2 separate regions of the Homo sapiens genome follow, and region 2 is linked to region 1. A link is a loop called in an ENCODE intact Hi-C map of the cell type or tissue named here. Cell type or tissue: Caco-2. All regions are shown on one strand. Each heading gives the region's core, and the rest is flanking DNA. Links, peaks and the distances in the headings are about the cores only.

The links. A loop is a pair of places that touch in the nucleus more often than their neighbours do. Peaks named below come from ENCODE experiments on the same cell type or tissue, not always from the same donor. Only the 100,000 strongest peaks of a DNase experiment are listed, where the experiment ranks them.
Region 2: a loop joins it to region 1, with 6 times the contacts of the local background. A loop is called at or near these places in 21 of 110 quality-filtered maps.

The regions. Positions count from the first base shown.
Region 1 is chr2:190,509,632-190,512,556 of GRCh38, forward strand. NEMP2 (nuclear envelope integral membrane protein 2) reads right to left here. Exons shown (of 9, transcript NM_001142645.2): 8 at 730-906. Among named protein-coding and RNA genes, the nearest start is that of NEMP2, 24 kb to the right of the region's middle. In Caco-2, for the core only: a CTCF peak has its summit at 1,641 (motif pointing left); no DNase peak of the experiment used is centred there.
Region 2 is chr2:190,333,231-190,336,155 of GRCh38, forward strand. No RefSeq gene overlaps it. Among named protein-coding and RNA genes, the nearest start is that of INPP1, 8.9 kb to the right of the region's middle. In Caco-2, for the core only: no CTCF peak of the experiment used is centred there; a DNase peak (open chromatin) is centred at 1,471; H3K4me3 peaks cover 263 bases.

The sequences.
Region 1 (2,925 bases), core at 271-2,770:
ATACTTCCCCCTTCCATCTTTAATTTGAGGGCACTGTTATTTGGATAAAGTTATGAGGAAGAGAAAGCAATAAGGAAAAATTTTGGGACAGACGTCTTTCTTAGTGAACTTTAAAAATGATTTTCCAGCTGGGTGCGGTGGCTCATGCCTGTAATCCCAGCACTTTGGGAGGCCAAGGCAGGCAGATCACGAGGTCAGGAGTTAGAGACCAGCCTGACCAACATGGTGAAACCCCATCTCTACTGAAAATACAAAAATTAGCCGGGCATGGTGGCGCCCGCGCCTTGTAATCCCAGCTACTCAAGTGGCTGAGGCAGGAGAATTGCTTGAACCTGGCAGGCGGAGGTTGCAATGAGCTGAGATTGCACCATTGCACTCCAGCCTGGGTGACAGAGCAAGACTCCATCTAAAACAAAACAAAACAAAAAAGATTTTCCCCACCAATAGGGTGAGAAGCAGGTCACACATCCTATTCCACCTTCCCTTCGCATAGGGAAGTTATCTTTATAGCCTTCCCTATAAAACATCAGATAAATATTTATTCTGACATCAGCAGTTCTACTGTGCAAAGTCACAGTACTGAGAAAAGGGACCTCTGACAACTTCCACATCATCTGTTATCCAGGGAAACAGTCTATTTCTACCCTGAAGTGCCTGTACCAAACCATCATATTATTTTTTAAATCATTCTGAACTAAACTATGGTCCGAGCAGCAGAGCGGGACTTACTTGCTAGGAGTGTGGAGTCTGGAGACGACCAGCCATGAGGGAAAGTCGGGTTTTCGGCAGGCCCGGCGTAGCTCCTCCAGAGCACTGTTCGTTTCAGCATCAGCTTGCTCCCTGTACTCGTCTTCCGTAAGATATTTCACCACCAGCTCTTTTGATGTAAACCACTGCTCCATTTTCCTAAAACATGGCATGTGGTTGCAGGATTACTTCCTAATTCAATCCTTAAGATTTACAAAAATAGGCCAGGCTCGGTGGCTCACGCCTGTAATCCAGCATTTTGGGAGGCCTGGGGAGGCGGATCACGAGGTCAGGAGATTGAGACGGTCCTGGCTAACAAGGTGAAACACTGTCTCTACTAAAAATATAAAAAATTAGCTGAGCATGGTGGTGGTCGCCTGTAGTCCCAGCTACTTGGGAGGCTGAGGCAGGAGAATGGCGTGAACCTGGGAGGCAGAGGTTGCAGTAAGCCGAGATCGCGCCACTGCACTCCAGCCTGGGCGACAGAGGGAGACTCCGTCTCAAAAAAAAAAAAAAAAGATTTACAAAAATACATTTCTTAGATGGTAACAGTAATAATACTTCTTAACTTCCTCTATATCATATCTATACTTTTTTATTGCTGTTATCATGACTGAGGTATAGAGAACATGTAGTTTGGGCCTAATAGTGTATTTCCCCATTTCCTGGACTATCATAAATAATGTCCTAAGGTATTTGAGAATCAATTTCTGATACAGATGTTAATTGTATTTTTCTTCCTCGGTGATTTCTAATCACAGAGGCAATTAAAAGCTTGTTTTGTTTTGTTTTTTTATGCTTGGCCTGTTGATTTTCTTGGGCACTAATAGAAGCAAGCTTTTGAGATGTCCTTTTATGCAGACCCTCTAGAACACTGACCATTTACTCTCCACACCAAGAACCTGGGAGGATTTGTGGGATATCACTTCCACCTAGTGGTGGTGATTCTAATCCTAGAGAGAAAGAGCAAATATTGTACAAAATTTATAGTAATTTTTCCTGTATTACATGACGAGTGGATCATGATTAGAACTTTCTTTTTCCAACCAAGAAAATCCTAAATCTCATAAAATGTAGGAATCTAAAAATTTAGGAATCTAAGACTCTCATAAAAATAGTAACAATAATAAGGTTTTTAAAACATTTGTTTTATTTATTTTTTAAATTAAATTTAATTTTTTTTTTTTTTTTTTTGAGCCAGAGTCTCGCTCTGTTGCCCAGGCTGGAGTGCCGTGGCACAATCTCAGCTCACTGCAATGTCCACCTCTGGGATTCAAGCAATTCTCCTGCCTCACCCTCCTGAGTAGCTGGGATTACAGACGCACGCCACCACGCCCGGCTAATTTGTGTATTTTTTAGTAGAGATGGGGTTTCACCATGTTGGTCAGGCTGGTCTCAAACTCTTGACCTCATGATCCATCCACCTCAGCCTCCCAAACTGCTGGGATTACAGGCATGAGCCACTGCGCCCGGCCTAAAACATTTGTTTTATTTATAATGAGTTTTTAAAAATATTTTGAGGTGGTTTTAAATTTAACCAGAGATTTTGAAATATAAATGAGCATCAGAATTATTAGGATATATTTATATAATATATATTTAAGTATATATATATTTTTTCTTGAGGGTTAGGATTGATAAATCTATTATCTTTTAAAGATCTTATAGTTGATGAGCTAGATCAAGGAAACAGTGATATAATCTCCTTCTGCTTTTCTGAATACCTGTGCATGGTTTCCCTGAAGGAAAAACCCTGGATGCTAAGCCAGAAGACCTGGACATAGTCCTGGCTTTGAGATTTATTCACTATATGAACTTGGGGAATTCCTTAACAGTTCAGAGCCTCACTTTGCTCATATGAAAAAAATTAAAATGAAAGCAATAATATCTCCCTCATCTACTTCATAGGTCACTGTACAGGTTAAATGAGATATTTTGTGTAGGGTTCTTAGCACTGTAAGTGGCCTATAGTAGGTGTTCAATAAGGATAATCAAAAGAGTAGTTACCATATACTATTAAAATATAAGTAAACAGCTCTTTGCAACTAGAAAGTACTATACAAAATAAAGGTATTATTTCTCTGGTGTGTTATTTAACCTATAAGTTCCTGTTTCATCCCCTAATTCTTTATATAATTATTCACTAGCAAAATTTTAAGTTGAGGAAGTTATAGTACA
Region 2 (2,925 bases), core at 235-2,734, 180 kb before region 1:
CAGAGATGCAGTGAAGTAAGTGGTAACAGGGAATTAGCTTCCTTTTCCTCATCTTGGTATCAAGCAGTGGGTCTCCAACTTTCATTTAACTCCTTGATCCTCACAGAAGTAACTAATAACTGCATTTGTTGCTATTTCCAAGATAAAATTTAACCGCATATGTCAAGTAATATATGGTTGACCCTTGAACAACATGGATTTGAACTGCGTGGGTCCACTTACAAGTGGAGTTTTTGCAACCAAACACAGATCAAAAATACAATATTTGAGGGATGTGAAACCCGCCTATAAAGAGGGCTGAATTTTTGTACACACGGGTTCTGCTGAGTCAGCTGCTGGGCTTTAGGATGCTCGGATTTTGGTATCCACAGTGGGAGGAGTGTTGGAGATCCCGGAACCAAGCATCCCGTGGATATCAAGGGACGACTATATTTAACCTTTCTTCATAACCTTGTGGAAAGAGTAAAAGAAGGAAAAAATGTGTATGAGGGAGTAGGGGGGTAGGGGGAATGTTAGGAAGAAAGAAACTATGTGAACTAAGTTCAAAAATAACCGTGTGTGTTCTTTCTGATTTTCCAGTGTTTTCTTTCCATTTATAACAGTTCATTTGTGGAAACTCTAGATTAATCACAATAAGCAAACATTTCACTGTTGGCACATTCTATTACAAGACTTGTGAAAAGCATTTAGGATCAAATACTCAATACGTATGAAGGGATTTGAAAGTTAAAATTGTTTTTAAGTTGTGAGGTGTTAGGAGTAACAGTACAATCCCATTTTCCCAAATATATTTAAAATGTCTCTACAGTGTTAACTAAATGACACACCTTATATCACAGAAGGAAATTACTTAACAAATTCATAAGACAGTATAATCAGCATATGAGAAATCTACCTCTTCTTGTCTCCTCTTGCCTTTCCAGTCTCTTGTTGGCTTAAGTTTTTACCAGAATGATTTGGTAATATCAGGTGTGGAAGAGATAGAATGGGTGCGGTTTAGGAAAATAATTTGATTCTGTGTATTGGACATTTTAAAGAAGGCTCTTAAGGCTCAATTTTTAATGCTTAAGAAATTAAATGACTTTTAAATGCACTATTCCCTATGAAATTAAATACATACTCATACTTGCCACAAAATATCAAAAGATAGACTGCCAAAATATTCCAAAAATAAAGGTAGGCAAACTTGTTCGAAAGCAAAATACACAAAATGGGGTAAGCAATCAGGATGTAAATATTCAACATAGCAAAGTATGCAATAAAATCATTTTACAAACTAAAATGTATCAGGGAGGATCCAAGAATAAGTTGATTTTAGAGTGGTCTGTGGAAAACTAAAATAAACAAGAAAATATCTAGGGAAGTTTAAGAATGGGAGGAAATGAGTCATTGATAACATGCTTGCTCCAGAGGATAACCTTTGTACCAAACGGCAGAGAACTGACATCTAATCAGCAGAGGTTGGCCTTGGCAGTTTATGAAGGAACGTCCAGAGGGAGCACAGGAAAGGCAGTCCAATGATCCTTCCCTGAATTTTTTACTCTTCGATGTCAGGCTTTAATTCCCTTGAGATGGGGGAATTCAAATCCTAAGGATTCGTAAACTCCAAGGCTTTGGCATTTACTATATTTAACATCTGCGAATTTAGTAAACAACACTTCTGTGGAAAGGTAAGGGAAAAAAAAGATAATTTCCATTTTATGAAGTTTAACGTATATGCAGTTTGTGTGTGTATGCATATGTGTGTGTGGATAGAGTGTGGTAAAATAAAGATTAAAAACTCAAGGCCCAATGAAAGCTTTTAGAGAGATGCCTATATTCCCATGCCTTCATGACTGTAAATATATCCGCTATGACATACACTAGAAATTTATCCTTTGCTTTTCATATCTTATCTACTTGTATCACTCAGGACCACATTCTACTCCCACTAGTTTACATAGGTTAGTAACCTTGCACCGTACCTTAAAAACACTCAGAGTTTTAAATGTTCTATCACAAATGTTAAGGATTCCTTCCCTGAATCATAAATGTGCTTTGCTTTCATTATACAATCTTTTCTAAGGCAGGTATTAATGATTTATATTAGTTAATGATTTAAAAGGAACACAAAAATAAGATTGTGCAACATGGAGTTAGGAATCTCTTACAACTTTATCAGTTCAAGTCTGGTCCTTGTTGTGAGTCAACCACATTTTTAAACTACCTAATAGCCTATGGTCAAGTCATTTTTACATATGCCTAACAAAAGAGATATAGGTGACAAGTGCTGTAAAACTATTTTTTTTTTTTTTGAGACAGGACTTCACTCTGTTGCCCAGGCTGGAGTGCAGTGGCACAATTTCGGCTCACTGCAACCTCTGCCTCCTGAGTTCAAGAGATTCTCCCACCTCAGCCTCCCAAGTAGCTGGGACTACAGGCACATAACACCACACCTGGCTAATTTTTGTATTTTTTGTAGAAATTGGGTTTCACCATGTTGGCCAGGCTGGTTGGTCTCGAACTCCTAACCTCAAGGGATCCACCTGCCTTGGCCTCCCAAAGCGTTGGGATTACAGGTGTGAGCCACCACACCCGGCCTGCAAAACTTATTATAGTCCAGTGAACTACAGTCAACACCAATTTCAAGTTTCCAGTAGCTGATTTCAAGTTATGAGGTGGAGCAATGGCAAGCCCCACAGTGCTGATCCGTGTGACAATTGGTAACTTCAATTCTAGTTTGATGTGATTGACATGACTGAGGAAAGGATATGACTGAGTCCAGAAGGGTTGAGAGTTGCCTACTGACATTGCTACCATTCACCTTCCTTATTCTAGAGGTCTTGGCTAATGTGTCATTAAAAAACGTATTTCAAAGGAATACTTCATGACAATGAAGTGCTCATATGTGGTGATTAGACAACAGCTTACAAAACAATATGTTTA